3 separate regions of the Homo sapiens genome follow, and regions 1 and 3 are each linked to region 2. Evidence: chromatin contacts called from ENCODE Hi-C or POLR2A ChIA-PET data. All regions are on one chromosome and are shown on one strand. Each heading gives the region's core, a stretch centred on a gene start or an enhancer-like site at or near the end of the contact. The rest is flanking DNA. Distances are from core to core; before and after follow the strand shown. Region 1 has its middle 7.7 kb from the start of NOS2. Region 2 overlaps KSR1 (kinase suppressor of ras 1). Region 3 has its middle 87 kb from the start of MIR4522.

Region 1 (2,700 bases), core at 119-2,618, 260 kb before region 2:
TGGTTTCTAAGAGTTGGGGGTAAGAAATAGGGAGTGACTGTTAATGGGTACAGGGTTTCTATTTGGGGTGACAAAAACGTTCTGGAATTAGATAGTGGTGATAGTTTCATAACTTTGTGAATATACTAAAAACCACTGAATTATACTCTTTAAATGGGGGAATTTAATGGCACGTGACTTTTTATCTCAACAAAACAAAATCCACTGAGCACCTAGTCTGGGCCAAGCATGCTGCTGGTGCTGCAGAGATGTGAGACATGACCTTGGCCTTGGGAAGCTTGTGTCTAGTAAAAGAGACAGAGCAGTGAGACCACAATTAAAACAGTGGGATCAGTGTTGAGGAGAGGGGAGCCTAAGGGATTTGGGGAACCCCAAGGGGCTTGAGGATGGAGGGTCAGGGGAGCCCCTAGAGGCAACAATGCCATGAAGTAAAGCAGAGTCTGAAGGGGATTCGAGTCAGGGCAAGGGTGGGCTAGGGAGCTGTCGGGAAGGACATTCCAGCAACAGGGAACAGTGTGTGCAAAGGCATGGCTTACTAGAGAGCTCCTGGAGTTGGGGGGAGCTCTGAAATGCAGGCCAGGATGAGACAGGCTAGACACAGGTATTGGAAGCAGAAGTTCAAGGTTCTTCCTTCCGGCATGGGAGCTTCCCTTGTAAGCTCAGCAGGAGGACAGCCTTTCCTCCTGTTGGGGACTGTCACCTCCTCTGAGAGTACTCCCCCAGGCTTCCCTGCCCAACCCCGCCCCCACCTGGCCTCTTGGGCCCTCCCGGGAGCCCCTGGGGAACTCCTGCATTGCTCAGTCCTTCCTCCAGGGCCCTGACAGCATCACAGATCATTTCATTGATTTTCCTGCCTCTTCCCCAGGAGCTGTCTTTGCCCTTTAAACAGTTGTTGTCTACAAGAGCTTGGTCTTGGGTGAGAGAGGGCTGCCTTGAGCCTCAGACCGGTGGTGTCCCTAAGATGCTCCTCCCAGAAGCATTTGGAATCAAATGGACCTGAATCTTGGTTCTGCAGCTTTAGCTGTATGATCTTGGGAAAAATTCTTTAATCTTCCTAAGCCTCAATTTTGTCATCTGTAAAATAGGGTTGACACAGCTCACCTCACAGTGTGGTGGTGTGGAATGCATGAGATAACACATTAAAAAGGCCCTGGCAGTCAGCTGGGCATTGTTTCTTGAGCTCCAGCATGTGCCAGGTGCTGGGAGAATAGCAGTAGGCAGAGCCAGCCAGCTCGGTGCTGCTGCTCTGCTAAAGCTACAGCTACGCTCCGGCTCTGGCAAGATAGGAGCGTGCTCAAGCTGAACTGCAGGGCAGGTGCTGCGTACATCCTCTCGCTACTCCTCCCCAAGGCTTGAGGAGGTGGGGACTCTGTGATTATCCACACTTTACAGATAAGCAAACTGAAACCAAAAGTAACCTCTCCAATGCCCACAGATGAATTTAGGTGGCAGGCCTGAGACTTGTCCCTGAGTCTGCCTGACAGTGGCCTCTGCCGTTATTAATAGCTTGCCCCCCACAGCCTCCCACTCAAATTGCTGGAGGAATTACCCTTCCTCCCTTCCTCCAATTCTTCCTTCACCCACCAAGAGCCAGACCCCACCTCTGTTTCAAGAGTGAGCCGCTCAGCTTTGGCCAACCGTCCTAGCATTTCGATGCACTTGGCCTGTCCCCCTGGTTTCCACTCTGTTTTTAAGGAGGCAGCCCCTGTCCCCCAAATGCACCGCCTCCAACAGGCTCTGGGACTCATCTTGCCATCTCTATTGGCAGCAGAGTGGGGAGGGAGAGAGACAGCCAGCTTGTCTGCCATCACTCACCACTGGATCCCCAGGGCCCAGCTTGGAAAACTCACGGACGATGCTCAGAAAACCGGTGTAACTCCTGCAGAACAGCCAGGGGCGTGGGCAGCCGCCCTCTCTGTGCCTCCTGTAATGAAAATGGGTGCTAGAGGCTCTTTTCCTTTGGGAAAGGTGAATTACTGGCACAGCCACACGTCTGAGATAGTATTTCAAAAAGTAAGGAGTCACTTTTTATATTATAAAACTAACATATGCACAGATAGCAAATACAGAGAAGGGTAAAGAAAAGATAACTATTGCCCATAATTCTACCACTTTTTAATATTTTAGTATTTTTTTCTCACATTTTTTCTGTCTTTATTTTACATGTTAGGGGTTATCATTTTTCTACTGATATCATGAACATTATTTCTTATCATAAAGACTCTTTTTTTTTTTTTTTAAGAGATCAGAGTCTCACTGTTGCCTAGGCTGGAGAGTGCAATGGTGCAATCATAGCTCACTGCGGTCTCTTAATTCCTCAGCTCAAGTGATCCTCCCACCTCAGTTAGTAGCTAGGTCTACAGGTGCTTGTCACGATGCCCAGCTAAATAAATCCTTTTTTTTGAAACAGGGTCTCACTTTGTTGCCCAGGCTGGGGTGCAATGGTACAATCACAGCTCACTGCAGCATCGACCTCCTGGTCTCAAGCGATCCTCCCACCCCAGCCTCTCGAGTAGCTGGGACTGCAGGTGTTCACCACCACACTTGGCTAATTTTTGTAATTTTTGTATTTTTTGTACAGACAGGGTTTTGCCATGTTGGCAAGGCTGGTCTCAAACTCCTGGGCTCAAGCAATCCTCCCATCTTAGCCTCCCAAAATGCTAGAATTTACAGGCATGAGCTACCACACCTGGCCAAAAA
Region 2 (2,700 bases), core at 57-2,556:
GTGACTCTCCGCCTACAAGGATCAGCTCAGACACCACTTCCTCCAGGAAGCCTTCCTCAAGCCCTCCAGCCCCCTGCCCAGATCACATATCGCAGTTCTGATTTTTCACGCTTGTCTGCTTCCCTCTTCAGGCTGGAAACTCTGGGAGGTGGGGGTCCAGCTGGTGTTCTTGGTCACCAGCAGACCTCAGGAGCCAGCACAGCACCCAGCACATGGGCTGCTTTTTCTCTTTTTTCATAATAGAGATGGGGTCTTGCCATGCTGCCCAGGCTGGTCTCTAACTCCTAGGCTCAAGTGATCCTCTTGTGTTAGCTTCCCAAAGTGCTGGGATTAAAGGCATGAGCCACCACACCTGGCCTGGTTTGCTATTTTAAAACCTTTGTTGAAAGGATGAACACACAAACACAATACATTGTGCCAGACAGGCACACAAAGTTTATCAAATGGCAGCGAAAAACAAACACCAACTGGGCAAGTGATGAGACAGGGGTCTGAACATCTCAAAAGCCAGGACAGCTTCCCTAGAAGAGGAGCAAGCGGTTTCTTTTTTTAAAGGCCGGTAGAGATCCCCGCTAGACAGCCCAAAGCAGGCCCATGGGTAGAACTGTGCAGAACTTGAAGTGATTCTTCTTTGCACCCAGATAACCCATAAACCTGGCTAGCTGTGCCTGAGACAAGGAAAAGGGAAGACATGCAGTGCAGCACGACCCAGCTACTGGCAGGTCTGGTGTCCTGGCAGCTGCTATCTCCCAGAACTTGTTAAGAAACAACCTCTACAGATTTGGGTTCTGCTGATGGAGCAAAACTTCTCTGGTTGACAAAGGATGGAGGTGGCCTACAGGCAGCCACTCCCGTCAGAGTGAAATGAAGCTGCTCTCACTTCTTGGAAAGTTGGTTGCAGTCACAGAAGCGCCAAGGGGCTACTTTCCCAGACAAACCACAGTGGGGCCTGCTAGCCCAGCCCTGGGGGCCTAAAAGGGGACCTTTCATTGGTAGCGTCATTTTCTCTTAACCACAAAACCGCAAGATATAAATTTTCCGGAATAGACAAGCACCTGGGGTTTCAGGGATGGGACCAGCAGCAAGAAGGAAAGAGTCATTACGTCTCTGGCCACAGGGGAGGCCCTGGGCTGGAACCAACATCTCTCACACCCCAATATTCTTTTGCTTCAAGAATGTACTGTGGGCCCACCCCAGCCCTGACCAGAGTCTGACTTACAGAAAGAGAATAGTATCAGGTCAGCCACAAACAGTTGGTGGGTGCTACCGATACTACAGCAGGCGCTCACTAAGTATCTGGGGCCGAAGGAGCTCAGCTCTAGTCCCAGCTCTAACATCTAAAATCAAAGATCTTGGGGAAATCCCCCTTGGCTCAGCTTCAGTCTTACCACCTATAAAAAGAGTATCATTTTATGGAGGTTGAGGCCAAGTGAGTTGCCGTATACAAAGTGCTTGGAACAAGCAAAAAACAAACCACGGGTCCTATCCAGCCATACCTAGGAGTCAGTGTGGCTCCATGAAGGACATCTCTAGCCCTAAAGTCCCTTGACACCACTCCCTTGGGTGAACATAGCCATGGGATCTAACCAGTGAGCCTCACTTTTCCTACCTGTAAAATGGGGTTGATCTACCTCAAAAGGCTGTTGTGAAGGCTTACATGAGAAAAATATGAATGCAAAGTGCTCAGCAAAACGTGTGGAACACAGAAAACACTCTTGCGGCGGCAGCGGACGTGGGTGGTGTTCTTCTCAGGCGAAGCCGACAGGTTCTCTCTTATTACCTCCCTAGGCAATACAGAAGATATGGGTGGGAATCTGCCCGTGTCAGAGATGGGACTAAGGAAGACCCTGAAATCTGGTCTTGACTTCAGGACAATGCTGGAGGAACCCACGCATCAGATATATTTCTTCTAAAGGCGAGACGGCCAAGACCTGTACCCACCCAGCTGACTCCAGGGAACCCAATCCTATCCTCCTTTGAGTGCTCACCTCCAACCTCAGCACCAGAGGATGTGACGGGAATGAAATGACATCGGCTCCACTTGCCCAAAGGAACATCTGCACCCGTAACCTGGCATCCTGATCAGCCTCAGTGTCATCTGCCACCCCAGCTGCTCGGGTATGACTCTGGCACAGGCCTCCCAAATGGAGGCTCCACGAGTATCACTTGGATGGTGGTGAGGCTTGTCAGACATCCCTGGAGAGCACGGGCCTGGTTGAGCAGATACTGTGCCAAGGAGAAGCACGTGCCACTGAGGAAAGAGACTTCTTCAGGTAAAGGACACAGCCCCCAGAACTGCAGGGATCCCCAGGAACATGGAGGCCTCACACCCCTACCCTGCAGGTCCCTTCCTTGTCATCCTTCCTTTACACTGCGCCCCAACCTGCCTCTCCATAGCTGGTGCCCCATAGCATGGGTCCTGGGCCCATCCTCCATGGTGTGTCATGGCTGTCCCAGGCAACCTACCCATGGGCCAGTCTGATTTGGGAGGCTGGGTTCCTCTGTGGCCACAGAACCAACCATCCCTTGGAGGCTGCCACAGTGGAGCTGGAGCAATAGCTGCCTTGCCTCTAAAAGCAAGACCATTTAGCACCAGCTAAAATGGCAGTCTAGACAGAGAGCTCCCACGGGCGGCTTCCACAGGGTGTGTGGACAGGGACAGGCCAGCCATTGTGCTGGACTGGCTGGAAGTGCAGCAGT
Region 3 (2,700 bases), core at 68-2,567, 340 kb after region 2:
GATTCTTGAGGAATTGCCACACTGTCTTCCACAATGGTTGAACTAATTTACACTCCCACCAACAGTGCAAATGTGTTCCTATTTCCCCACATCCTCTCCAGCACCTGTTGTTTCCTGACTTTTTAATGATCACCATTCTAACTGGTGTGAGATGGTATCTCATTGCAGTTTTGATTTGCATTTCTCTAATGACCAGTGATGATGAGCTTTTTTTCATGTTTGTTGGCTGCATAAATGTCTTCTTTTGAGAAGTGTCTGTTCATATCCTTTGCCCACTTTTTGATGGGGTTGTTTGTTTTTTTCTTGTAAGTTTGTTTAAGTCCTTTGTAGATTCTGGATATTAGCTCTTTGTCAGATGGAGAGATTGCAAAAATTTTCTCCCATTCTGTAGGTTGCCTGTTCACTCTGATGATAGTTTCTTTTGCTGTGCAGAAGCTCTTTAGTTTAATTAAATCCCATTTGTCAGTTTTGGCTTGCATTGGCATTGCTTTTGGTGTTTTAGTTGTGAAGTCTTTGCCCTTGCCTATGTCCTGAATGGTATTGCCTAAGTTTTCTTCTAGGGTTTTTATGGTTTTAGGTCTAACATTTAAGTCTTTAATCCATCTTGAGTTAATTTTTGTATAAGGTGTAAGGCTAGCCAGTTTTCCCAACACCATGTATTAAATAGGGAATCCTTTCCCCATTGCTTGTTTTTGTCAGGTTTGTCAAAGATCAGATGGTTGTACATGTGTGGTGTTATTTCTGAGGCCTCTGTTTTGTCCCATTCGTCTATATATCTGTTTTGGTACCAGAACCATGCTGTTTTGGTTACTGTAGCCTTGTAGTATAGTTTGAATTCAGGTAGCATGATGCCTCCAGCTTTTTTCTTTTTGCTTAGGATTGTCTTGGCTATGTGGGCTCTTTTTTGGTTCCATATGAAGTTTAAAGTAGTTTTTTCTAATTATGTGAAGAAAGTCAGTGGTAGCTTGATGGGGATAGCATTGAATCTATAAATTACTTTGGGCAGTATGAACCTTTGCATTCTTAAGGGCAATCTGCTTGTTACCACTTGGACAGCTTGGCGAGGATTGTTGCTAATTCCTAGAAATCTCCTGATTACTGCCAAGGTGAGCCAAGTGAAAAGTTTGTTCCATTTTCTGCAGAGAGTGACAGTTCATTTAATTCCAGCAATAAACTGGCTTCCAGGAGAAATGACTGTTTAAAGGCCTGTGTCAATTATATGGTGATTATGAAATTCATGATATGACTAATCCAGTGGCTGAAGCTATGATTATCTGACATGATCCAAGAATCTGCAGTGTAACAGGCTCTACGTCTCCATTAAAGAGAAGTCAGTTTAATTCTGTGCTACACTCCAGATTACTTCTCTCTTTTCCTAGATCTCCTCTGTCAAAGAGAGTAGACATTTATAAAATGGTTTCTGAATTAAATTCAGTGTCCTGAAAGTCATATGAGCTGTTTTTTTCATGGATGACTCAGAGCTTGGGAATTCCAGTGTGTTGCTTTATATAATTTGAAGAGCTATAAAGACCAGGATGATCTTGAAGACTTCGTTTGGTGATATGTATGTCTTTTCCCGTAATTAGAGTCTCTGATTAGACTACAGGATATCATGACAAGCCTTTAGCTTTCCAAAGCACTCTTTATTTTTGGACCATTCTTATTTGTTTTCTTAGGAATACTATATTTTGTAAACATTAACAAAAATCTGTTTGTAACAAGCACCTATAAACATTCCAGTTTCAAAAATTGGGAAGCAAAATATTTTGCTCAAACTCTGCCATCACTGACAGTGTTTTGGAGAAGAGTCTAACGATCTCCAAATGCTTGGAACTTCCCAGCGCCTTTCAGAGACAAAGGCCCGTGGTTCCTGTACACATTTTGTGTCTTGTGGCCCAGCTTTTCTGGCCAAAGCTGAGTGGACCAAGGATTAATGACTGATTCAAAAGCTGCTATCTGTAGGTTAGATAGCAGTCAATGAGATTTCCTCATAAAAGAGCCTGGCAGAAAAGGGGCGCCCTCTATAGGATGGGCCTCTGGCTAACTCAGTTTGACTGCTAGAGCTACTAGAATCATCAGTTAGACAGAAAAGGAAGTAAAGACAGTCACAATAAAGGTAGAAGTCTAGAGTCTGCAGCAAAAGGCACCGGCTGCTGAAAGGACAGCAAGATAACCAGGTATGTATTTGCCTTGTATCTCAAATGCCTGTTGGTTTTCTTGATTTCCTACTATTTTCTCGATGTAACCTTCTAGTAAGTCCTCACTGATTGAGGAAGCTAGAACTTGCTTTCCTGACACCTGTAGTAGGTGGAGTAATCCCTAATTCCCAGAACCTGTGAATATCACCTTATATGACAAAGGGACTTTGAAGATTTGACTTGAATTAAGGATCTTGAGATGGGGAGACAACCGTGGATTATCTGCGTGGGCCCAATGTAATCACAAGGGTCCTTATAAGAGGGGACAGGGAGGGTCAGAGTGATTAGTAGGAGATGTGACCACGGAAACAGGAGGTTGGAGTGATGTGAGGCAGGGGCTGTGAGGCAAGGACTACAGGCACCCTGCAAAGCTGAAAAAGGCAAGAAAATGTATTATTTTCTGAAGCCTCCAGAATGAGCCATTTCTGCAAACCCTTAGCTAAATCTCAGTGAAAATGATTTTGGACTTCTGACCTCTGGAACTATAAGAGAATACATTTGT

What was found. Hi-C counts contacts between places; a loop is a spot of excess contacts on that map. ChIA-PET counts read pairs that join two places held with the same protein, here RNA polymerase II (POLR2A). Pooled maps may share reads with other maps.
Region 1: a loop to region 2 is called in a pooled map, with 8 times the contacts of the local background. The contact joins two enhancer-like sites. A Hi-C loop is called at or near these places in 1 of 37 single-sample maps with no recorded cell type and 8 of 50 pooled maps. POLR2A ChIA-PET finds 5 or more read pairs at or near these places in 1 of 52 experiments (activated B cell).
Region 3: a pooled map shows a loop between it and region 2 (3-fold over the local background). The contact joins two enhancer-like sites. A Hi-C loop is called at or near these places in 1 of 168 maps with a recorded cell type or tissue (GM12878), 7 of 37 single-sample maps with no recorded cell type and 5 of 50 pooled maps.

The regions. Positions count from the first base shown.
Region 1 is chr17:27,806,884-27,809,583 of GRCh38, reverse strand. No RefSeq gene overlaps it. Among named protein-coding and RNA genes, the nearest start is that of NOS2, 7.7 kb to the right of the region's middle. RefSeq lists enhancers at 1-772, 1,386-1,505, a silencer at 688-850 and promoters at 1-2,700, 767-2,700. Within about 2 kb of position 1,368, at least 10 of the 41 ENCODE cell types and tissues checked have a DNase peak (open chromatin) inside an H3K27ac peak, as active enhancers do.
Region 2 is chr17:27,543,062-27,545,761 of GRCh38, reverse strand. All of the region lies in intron 1 of KSR1 (kinase suppressor of ras 1), which reads right to left. It overlaps LOC124903960 (a long non-coding RNA gene), which reads left to right. Exons shown (of 2, transcript XR_007065680.1): 2 at 1,789-2,700. Among named protein-coding and RNA genes, the nearest start is that of LGALS9, 87 kb to the left of the region's middle. RefSeq lists a silencer at 1,222-1,281 and enhancers at 1,955-2,455, 2,456-2,700. Within about 2 kb of position 1,306, at least 4 of the 41 ENCODE cell types and tissues checked have a DNase peak (open chromatin) inside an H3K27ac peak, as active enhancers do.
Region 3 is chr17:27,205,973-27,208,672 of GRCh38, reverse strand. No RefSeq gene overlaps it. Among named protein-coding and RNA genes, the nearest start is that of MIR4522, 87 kb to the left of the region's middle. Within about 2 kb of position 1,317, at least 4 of the 41 ENCODE cell types and tissues checked have a DNase peak (open chromatin) inside an H3K27ac peak, as active enhancers do.